2 separate regions of the Homo sapiens genome follow, and region 1 is linked to region 2. Evidence: read pairs that join two places in POLR2A ChIA-PET (ENCODE). Cell type or tissue: A673. All regions are shown on one strand. Links, peaks and the distances in the headings refer to the core of each region. The heading gives the core; the rest is flanking DNA. Region 1 has its middle 6.4 kb from the start of SNHG33. Region 2 overlaps DCUN1D1 (defective in cullin neddylation 1 domain containing 1).

The links. ChIA-PET counts read pairs that join two places held together with the same protein. Peaks named below come from ENCODE experiments on the same cell type or tissue, not always from the same donor. Only the 100,000 strongest peaks of a DNase experiment are listed, where the experiment ranks them.
Region 1: POLR2A ChIA-PET joins it to region 2 with 6 read pairs; 3 of 35 experiments call an interaction of 5 or more read pairs at or near these places.

What each region holds. Positions count from the first base shown.
Region 1 is chr3:183,438,490-183,443,875 of GRCh38, reverse strand. No RefSeq gene overlaps it. Among named protein-coding and RNA genes, the nearest start is that of SNHG33, 6.4 kb to the left of the region's middle. In A673, for the core only: no CTCF peak of the experiment used is centred there; no DNase peak of the experiment used is centred there.
Region 2 is chr3:182,942,928-182,948,313 of GRCh38, reverse strand. It overlaps DCUN1D1 (defective in cullin neddylation 1 domain containing 1), which reads left to right. Exons shown (of 7, transcript NM_020640.4): 5 at 682-764; 6 at 980-1,076; 7 at 3,141-5,386. The coding sequence ends at 3,220. Among named protein-coding and RNA genes, the nearest start is that of DCUN1D1, 35 kb to the left of the region's middle. In A673, for the core only: no CTCF peak of the experiment used is centred there; a DNase peak (open chromatin) is centred at 2,563.

The DNA of each region.
Region 1 (5,386 bases), core at 132-5,131, 500 kb before region 2:
GGAAGGGGTTTTTATTCCTGACATAGGTAGCCCCTACTGCTGTGTTGTTCCCCTATTGGCTAGGGTTGGACCAAACAGTCTAAGTTAATTCCAATTGGCTATTTTAAAGACAGTGGGGTATGAGTTGGAGTGACAGGGTGAGTAGCTTTGGCGAGAAAGACAGTTATGGAACAGGTGACTAAAGGTGACTTAGGTCAGAGCAAGTGACCAGGGGTGACTCAGGAAGGAGCAGGTGACCAGGAGAACACATGTGAACGACTGATTAGAACTGGTGGGTTATTTACTGAAACTAGGGGCAAGGACACGAGGAGAACGAGGAAGTTAAACTTTAAAATGAAGAACAAAGAACGGGGAGCTGAACACATTGATACATTGTTTCTTTGGAGAGGATCTCAGAACTCGTTGTACTTAACAATTTACAGGCTCAAACCTTTGAAGAGGAATTTATTATATCCTACATATGCATAATGGAAACAACAGAAAGATCAGAAAGAGTGAAAGGAAAAATCATTTGAAGAAATGTTTGAAGTGATAATGGCTGTGACTTTTCCAAAAATAATGGCAGATACCAATTCACAAATCCAGGAAGGTGACATAACACCAACCACGATAAATGAACAAAAAAAATCAACATCTAGACATATATTCAAATTGCAGGAAATCAAAGACAAAGAGAAAATCATGAAAGTAGCCAGAAAAAAAAGCCACCTTACCTTTGGAGGAATTACATTAGACTTCTCAGAAACTATCCATGCAAGAAGAGTGAAGTGAAATATTTAAATTATTGAAAGAAAAAATGATCAATCTGAAATTCTGTATTGAGTGAAATTATCCTTCAAAATGAAGGAGAAATAAAGACATTCTTAGAAAAATGAAAGCTGAGGGAATTTGTCACCAATAGACCTGCCTTGCAAGAAACATTAACAGAAGTTCTTCAGAAAGAAGGTAAATAATTCAAAAGCTCATATTAAAGAAAGAGCATTATAGAAAGAATAAATGAAGGTAATGTATAACCTCTTATTTTTCTGATTCTCAGTTTATTTAGCAGTTAATAGTTTGTTAAAAATAATAATAGCAACAATGTGCTGAGTGATGATCGCTTCTAGATAAGTGAAGTAAATGACAGAAACGTCATAAAGGATGAGAGGGAGGAATTGGGAATACTCTGTCATTAAGATACTTGTACTACATATGAAGTGGTGTAATGTTATTTGAAAGAAGATTTACTTATATTAGTTGTAAATGTAAATGGAAAACTCTAGGACATCACTAACTTTTTTTAAAAAGATGTATAATTGAAACTGTAAGGGAGAAAAATTTTTTTCCTCTACCCTTCATACTTCTTAGGTGGGACCCCTTGTAACAAATGAAGATTAACCATAGAAAAACAAACAAGTTTATTAACATAACATGTGTTAAATAAAATTTATAGGAGGTGACTGATTTAAATTGAGATCCTTTCCTATGCCCAATAGACCAAACCAAAATGGAATCATACTAAAGTTCCATGCTACCAAGCTGAAACTAAGTTATTTATCTGACTTTTTGAGAAATCAGGAGAGAAAAAGGGAGTAGGGGAGAGGCGGGAGGGGTGGGGGGGAGAGAGAGAGAGAGAGAGAGAGAGAGAAAATATCCAATTCCCAAACAGGCCAGTTTTAGCTAGCATGATAAAAAAAGTCTCTTCTGCTTTAACCTTTGACTTTGAAATGACCAATCCATTTTTGTTGTTGTTGTTCTCTGTTTCTGCTTTCCTTAGAAACAGAGGAAAACCAACATTTCTTTCTATAAAACCAGCTCCTTCTGCTCAGCTCATCAGAACATCCATTCAACTTTTTTTTTTTTTTTTTGAGAGAGTCTCCCTTTGTCTCCCGGGATGGAGTGCAGTGACACAATCTCGGCTCACTTGCAAGCTCCACTTCCTGGGCTCATGTCATTCTCCTGCCTCAGCCTCCCGAGTAGCTGGGACTACAGGTGCCTGCCACCACACCTGGCTAGTTTTTTGTATTTTTAGTACAGATGGGGTTTCACTGTGTTAGCCAGGATGGTCTTGATCTCCTGACCTTGTGAGCCACCGCGCCTGGCCCATTCTATTCTATAGATTGAAATGTTGCCTGATTCTGGAATTGCAAATAAAAGCTAATTAAGATCTTTAAACTAAATTTGTTGTAATTTTGTCTTATGACTATGTATCCTTGTCTATATGTGGGAGATATCCAGGGAAAAATGAGTAACTCTCAAAGAGAGTTACTTAGTTTGGTGCTGTCCTTACAATAGTGAGTGAGTTCTCATAAGATCTGGTTGTTTAAAAGTGTGTGGCACCTCCCTCCTTGCTTAGAATTCAAGCTTAAATACTATCTTCAGCTGAAATAAAGAAAGAATGGTGTCGGGGAGGCCAGTTATAGAGAAGTGATCAGGAAAAGTATGGCAGGAAAAGTATGGCAAACAAGAGTAAGGTCTGTTATGCAGATTTAAGTTGATACCTTTTCCATCAATGAGAATTTTTTTTTTGTGATTTAATTATCCTTGTCTTCCTGGTTCAGAGAAGGAAGACACCCTTACAAATGGAGATTGTTCTTTATAAATGTGAATTGCCCTTACAAGAGGTGATATAGTTTGGATCTTTATCCCCTCCAATCTCATATTGAGATGTAATCTCCAGTATTAAAGGTGTGGCCTGGTGGGAGGTGCTTGGGTCATGGGGGCAGATCTCTCATGAATGGCCTGGTGCTGTCCTTGCAAAAATGAGTGAATTCTTGTGAGGTCTGGTTGTTTAAAAGTGTGTGGCACTGGCCGGGCATGATGGCTCATGCCTGTAATCCCAGCACTTTGGGAGGTTGAGGCAGACGGATCACCCGAGGTCGGTGGTTCGAGACCAGCCTGACCAACATGGAGAAACCCCGTCTCTACTAAAAATACAAAATTAGCTGAGCGTGGTGGTACATGCCTGTAATCCCAGCTACTTGGGAGGCTGAGGCAGGAGAATCACTTGAACCCGGGAGGCGGAGGTTGTGGTGAGCTGAGATTGCACCATTGCACTCCAGCCTGGGCAACAAAAGCGAAATTCTGTCTCTTAAAAAAAAAAAAAAATGTGTGGCACCTCCTTCCTCTTTTTCTTGCTCCCTCTCTCACTATGTGACACTGCCTGCTCTCCCTTTGCCTTCTACCATAATTCTAAGCTTCTGAAGCCCTCAGCAGAAGCAGATGCCAGCACCATGTTTCCTGTAAAGCCTGCAGAACTGTGAGCTGATTAAACCTCTTTTCTTTATAAATTACTCAGTCTCAGGTATTCCTTTATAAGAACACAAGAATGGCATAACACAAGAGGGTAAATGTTACTCTTGTTTTCAGAGCTTGTCTTGTGTCTGTTGTTTTTCAAAACGATCAGCTCAAAGTAATCCTTATGTCAATGAGGCACATTTTGGGGTGACATATTCTGGTTTCCTACAATATGCCAACAGAAGAGAAAAAATGGAATCATATAAAATGCTGAATTAAAACCAGAGAAGGCAGAAAAAGAGTGGAAGACAAAAAAAAAAAATAGAACACAAGCAACAAATAAAAAAAGTTACAGATATGGTGGATATTAACTTAACTATATTAATTATCATTTTAAATCTAAATGGTTTAAATACACAGTTAAAAGAACAAGACTATTAGAATGGATTAAAAAAAAAAAAAAAAACCCACAAGATCCAACTGTATGTTGTCTACAAGAAACCCACTTTAAATATAAAGACATATAGAATAAAGGTAAAGAACTAGGCAAAGATAAGCCATGTTGACTTTAATCAAAAGTAGGCTGAAGTAGCTATATTAATTTCAGATAAAGCAAACTTCAGAGCAAGTAAAATTATCAGCAATAAAGAGGAGCATTATGTAATTATAAGGCTCAATTCTCCACAAAGGTGTAACAATCCTTAATGTGTATGTACCTAACAAGAGAGTAGCTTTTTTATCCTCCCCCTTTTCCCACAGTTCACCCTCAAGCAGGCCGTGGTGTCTATTCCCCTTTGTGTCCATGCATTTTCATTGTTTAGGTCCCATTTATAAGTGAGGATATGTGGTATTTGGTTTTCTGTTCCTGTATTAGTTTGCTCAGGATATGTCCTTCAGCTCCACCCATGTTGCTGCAAAGGACATGATCTCATTCTTTTTTCTGGCTTTGTGGTTTTCCATGGTGTGTATGTACCATAGTTTCATGAATCAGTCTACTATTGATGGGCATTTAGCTTGATTCCATGTCTTTGCTGTTGTGAATAGTGTTGTAATAAACATACAGGTGCATATGTCTTTGCGGTAGAATGATTTATATTACTTTGGGCATATACCCAATAATGGGATTACTGTGTCGAATGGTAATTCTGACTTAATTTATTTCAGAAATTGCTTTTCACAATGGCTGAATTTACATCCCCACCAGCAGGGTATAAGCATTCCCATTTTCACCCCTTGATTCCTGGGCCCATGAATCCTGCCTATGGGAGAAAGAATATCATATTTTGAATGTTAATTCAGAGCATATGCATATCTTGCCCCAGCCCTGCAAGGTATCACCACCTCACTGGTACTATAACTGAGTCTTCAAGAAGCCATTCCACTGTTCTATCAAGCCAGCTGCTCCAGGATGCTGGGGAACATAAGATCAGTAAATTCTATGATCGTGGGTCATTCCACACTTTATTTCTGTTAAGTGAGCTCCCGGATGAGAAGCAATGCTGTGTGGAATACGATGGCAGTAGATGAGGCATTCTTTAACTCCACGGATGGTAGTTGCAGCAGAAGCATTGTGTGCATGGAAGGCAGATCTGTATTGAGAGTGCCTATTCCAGAAATTTACAAATGCTGCTGCCCCTTCCATGATGGAAGTAGTCCAATATAATCAACCTGCCACCAGGAAGCTGGCTGATCTCTTCAGGGAATGGTGCCTTATCAGTGTTGGTCTCTGCTGCTGGCAGATTGGGCACTCTGCCAATTGCAGGTTGGGTGAATGGAGGTTCATGTTGCTCAGCCCATGCATACTCTCTATCTCTTTCACCATGGCCACTTGGTTCATGAGCCCACTGGGCAATGACTGGAGTGGCTGAGGAAAGAGGCTGGCTGATATCCACAAAACAAGTTATTTACTTGACTATGAAAATCCTCCTCTGCTATCACCCTTTTGTGACCATTCACATGGGACACAAATATCTTCACATTTTTGCCTATTCAGAGAGGTCTATCCATATACCTTTTCCCCAAATTTCCTTGCTTTTACAATCATGTCCCTTCCAAGTTTCTGACCATTCAGCCAAACCATTGGCTACAGCTCATAAATTGCTATATAATCACATGTCTGGACATTTCTCCTTCAAAACAAAGTGACATGTGCACTGTTTAAGGTTCTGCC
Region 2 (5,386 bases), core at 225-5,224:
AAGAAATTCTTGGTTTCTTATTAATTTTAAGTTTTAGATCAGTATTTTTAATGATCTCTTTGTGGTCAGGATCAGTCAGTAAATAATTTAGAGCATAAGGTTACTTAGGATTGAAGAGCAGTCCTTCACCTTCCAACCTGTAGGTGTACATCAGGGATTCTCATCTGGGTTGGCCCTCAGGTTGTCTTTGGCAATATATGGAGACATTTTTTATTGTCACCAGTGGGGGCTGAGTGAAGCTGCTACTGGCATCTAGTGGATGGAGGTCAGAGATATTGCTAAATTTCCTACAGTACACAGGACAGCACCCTACAACAAATAATTATCTGGCCTAAAATGTTGGAAGTGCCCAGGTTGAGAAACCCTGGTGTACAGTAACTAATATTTGAACACTTTTGTGAGCTACTATGTTTAACTGCATTCTCTAATTTAAAACACAGAATTCCCCCGTGAGATAAGTAGTATCATTTTTTGCCCTAAAGGCCCTGGTCATTTTTGAAGAGGGAGGATACAAACTTTGGACTCATTTGTATAGGAAATTTTTAATACATAAGTATTCAGGATACAAGTTTTTTATTTTTAGACTTTCTTTGGTCATACCTGTTTTTTTGTTTGTTTGTTATTTTTGCAGGGACAAATATTTATAGCATTTAAATACATAATTCATTTTTACTATTTCAGATCTAGAAATGGCCATTGCCTACTGGAACTTAGTGCTTAATGGAAGATTTAAATTCTTAGACTTATGGAATAAATTTTTGTTGGTAAGTTCACATTTTCTACATTTCTCTCTGTTTTCTCAAATTCTGCTATGTTTAAAGATAAATTAACATAATGTATTGGATATAGAATGAGAAATTTGATTACCAGAATTTTGTTACATAATTGTTTTGCATTCTTGTATTTCAAATTGTCCAAACTGTTTTTGTGCAGCTCTTTTTAGTGATACAAATGTATTTTGTTTTTGTTTTTTAAATAGGAACATCATAAACGATCAATACCAAAAGACACTTGGAATCTTCTTTTAGACTTCAGTACGATGATTGCAGATGACATGTCTAATTATGATGAAGAAGGTAATGAAAATTTTTGCCACACCACTTTTTTTTAATGTGCCTTTTTATCCCATACCCTTGAACTTCTTAGGTACTTTTGTTTTTCTCGGAGTTGGAATTCCCTCCGCTGAGCTTTTGTTTTGTTTTTGTTTTTTTTGAGATAGAGTCTCATTCTGTTGCCCAGGGTAGGTGCATTGGTGCAAGCATGGCTTATTGCAAGTCTTCAAACTCCTGGGCTCAGCAGTCCTCCTGCCTCAGCCTCCCAAGGAGCTAGGACTACAGGCATGCGCTGCAATGCCTGACTAATTTCTTAATGTTTTATAGAAGCAGGGGTCTTGCTCTCTTGTACTCCTGGCCTCAAGCAATCCTCCTGCCTTGGCATCCCAAAGTGTTGGGATTATAGGCATGAGCCACTGTGACCAGCTCCAAGCTTTTTTTAATGCTCTTCTGAATGTATGAAATACCTTCATACATTTACCAATCCATATTCTTCTGTTTCCTTCAATTCCTACTCAGCATTCATGTCTTCCAGAAAGGCATAAGTAATTTTTATCCATGTTTTAGGTTTTCAGTTTAGGAACCTTTTTACTTCTTGATGTACTTTTGTACTTATTTGTATCTCTTTTTCATCTGTTAGTCTTTTGTATAAGCTTGGTTGTAAATTCCTTAAGTTCAGTGACTTTTTTTTTTTTTTTTTTTTTTGAGATGGAGTCTTGCTCTGTCACCCAGGCTGGAGTGCAGTGGCGCAGTCTCAGCTCACTGCAACCTGTGCCTCCTGGGTTCAAGCGATTCTGCTGCCTCAGCTTCTCAAGTAACTGGGATTTCAGGTGCCTGCCACCACGTTCACCTAATTTTTTGTATTTTTAGTAGAGACGGGGTTTCACCATGTTGGCCAGGCTGGTGTTGAACTCCTGACCTTGTCATCCACCCGCCTCGGTCTCCCGAAGTGCTGGGATTACAGGCATGAGCCACTGCGCCCAGCCTATTTTTTTTTGAAACTTACTTCAGCCGCCTAATATAGTACTATTGGCATTCAGTAAATAATCACTGAATACTTTTCTGCTATTTCTTCATAAATGTATAAAGATGGTGCTACCATCCACTACTAGGATGTGGACTTGTATTTTTCTATATGTAGAAGTGATTTACATTGATTTCTTCATACATATTTCCCTAGTCCACTTGAGAACTGGCAGGATGCAAGATGGAGATATTTTTTGAAAAACCCCCTGTGATCTCGGTGTCCTGGAATCATTTAAAAGTGTCCTGGAATCATTAAGGCTAATCAGGGATGATGTTATTTCTTTTCTTCATTTCGTTGTCGTTTATAATCTTCCCTGCAAAGTGAGAAATGTTTAATCCTGCATATACCTAATAATTGTGTCTTCTGGTAGGTTTTACACAAAAATGGAGAGCTTTCTGACTTGGTGATGGGCATGTGAATGTGTAGAGGCATGCATATATGCAATTTTACACCTTTTAGTAACGTATTAGCATGAAATAGGATGGAATTTGACACTTCCTGTTAATCTCCTTTGTGAGATGGCCACAGAATGCTTGAAAACTTGTTTCTCCTCCTATGCCTTCAGCACTGGCAGCATGCTATCATTTCATAGCTGCTCCTTAGGCTGCCAGTTTTTTGTTTGTTTGTTTGTTTGTTTTGAGAGGGAGTCTCGCTCTGTCCCCCAGGCTGGAGTGCAGTGGCGCGATCTCACTGCAAGCTCCGCCTCCCGGGTTCACACCATTCTCCTGCCTCAGGCTGCCAGTTTTGACCAAATTACTTCCATTGGCTGACTGCAGTGGCCTTGAGAAAATCATATTATTGATGAGTTGCCAGACAAGTTACTTTTATCACTCAAGGAACAACCAAATGTTGGAGTAATAAATCACAAGGAATACAAGGAATATTTGGGGTAAAAACTCCAAAAAGTTTGAGTTTTGAAAGACTTAATCAGTGGGAATAGATAAGAATGATATACTTTAACGCTTATGAGGAAGTCTTAAAAAAAGGATTCTACTAAAATGTTAGCCTTATTTCTGCTTTTTTCCCCCTTCTCTTTCTTTCATATTTTTTCTTTTTTCCAGGAGCATGGCCTGTTCTTATTGATGACTTTGTGGAATTTGCACGCCCTCAAATTGCTGGGACAAAAAGTACAACAGTGTAGCACTAAAGGAACCTTCTAGAATGTACATAGTCTGTACAATAAATACAACAGAAAATTGCACAGTCAATTTCTGCTGGCTGGACTGAACTGAAGATCAATCCTCACAATTCAGACTGAGGGTTGAGACAAAACTTTAAGGATACATCTTGGACCATATCGTATTTCATTCTTCTAATGGTGGTTTGGGCTTGTCTTCTAGTCTGGGCCGCTCTAAACATTTATAATTCCAACATTGTGGATTTCATCTTATATCTGTGGACCATCCTAGTTTATTCTCCCATAAGTCTTAGAAGCTTTATGGTGATTATTTTGAGGTTTTCATTCTCGCATAAAGCACAATGCTGTCTTCATCAGAAAACAGTTGGCATAAGAATTAAACATATGAACATCACAAAACAATTTATAAAAACTTCTTAAATATACGCTTTGGGCTAGTTGCAAAGACTATGCTAATAGCACTTCCAGTGAGAGTGATATATTTAAGTGTACTGGATCTGGAATGGTGTTTTGGTTTGGGGGGAATTTTTTTTTTTTCCTGGCAAATCACATGTGTTGTTGATGTGAGTATCTGATGAAAAAACAATGTCAGAATAACCGACATGAAAATTTTTTAGGATAACTTGGTGCCTACCTGAAAAATGTATTGTGTTTTAGACTCTTGATTTCAAAAGGTTCCACAGAACTAGTCTGCGCTTACCTTACCCATGTTTATATATAGCTGTCCTACAGGGAGCTTTTATTTAGAAAATGTCTGCATAATGTTAGATTCTTCTCCTGTCTACATTATGCACTACATAATTGGACTTCATTATGCTTTTGAAATGCTTATCTGCCTGTCACATAAGTTAAACTATTTAATTTGTTTTGAATGTTTTGGATTGCTACACAATACAATATTCTAAATTTAGGCATGAGGGTTTTTTTGTTTTGTTTTTACTTTTTTTTTGTCATCGCACTATGGAACACAAATGGAATTCTCTTAATTTATAAGAAGATAGTTGCAGTTAAATTTTGAAAATGGTTGTAATGAGCCATGAAGTTCAATCTTTATAATATAGGTACTGCTCTTTCAGACAAATAGTCCATTTTCGATGACTTATTATTTTGTTGAAATTGCTTTAACTGCTAATCACTGTGGTTGCCAAATATTTACTTCAGGAGCAAAGATTTTCAAACAAGCATACACGATGCAAAATACCAATCTGGCTTCTAGTCTCTTTACTGTTTTCGTTTCACTCAGATTAGCTCAGTTTTCTCATCAAAGCAGAATGCTATCTTGTATGTATTTTTTTCATTACAAGCCCCATGAGCTGCTTTTATGCTGAAAATGGTCATTTCCCTGTTCACTTACTGACATGTGAAGAAGGGTTTCTTGCTTTCTTAAACATTTCCGTAAGGCAGGCTAGAAATGTAATACTTCAAATGTTTGATGATTATGGTCTTTTGATAGGAATAGATTCTGCTTGGGATATATATCCAGGCACTCTCTAAGGTCTAGGGTTGATATTAACAAAGGAATGTACTTAGAATAGCAGTACATTTTATGCAAATATGGAAATTATTTTAAGAAACAATGACATATCAAAACTGCTTTTTACATGATTTTGAAATAGACTAGAAAGCTTTCCCTATAGACATATTAATATTCCAATCATAACTTTAATTCAAGAATGCAGTTTTACCAAAAGAAAAATTTGAAAATTTCTATTCAGGCTACTGGAATTGGTTATTAAAAGAAAAAGGAAAAAGAAGAATCTTGCTGCTTTCAGTATTTCCTGATTTTTTTGTAAATATAAAGAGGAACTTCAATTATGAAAAATTTTTAAAAGATATATATATCTATATATCTATATATATGTACTGTTTTGTTTCCTGTCTTGAAGATTTTGAGTTATGGTTATTGGTTTCAGATTGATTAATTCACATATGCTGTGTTTTGAAATGAGATCCCATTAGCTTTTTTTTTTTTTTTTTTTTTTCAATATAAAGTGTTTTCTTTAAAAGTCATATTGGTTCGTGGCCTAGTGCCTTGGATTTTACATATTTTTCTTTTTAAATGCAAAACCTTTTCAACAAAATAGTGTTTGTCATCAGGTTGGTACTAAACATTTATAATTACTGTGTAATTATAAACAAAAATACATAAAGCTTTGAATATAATTATGT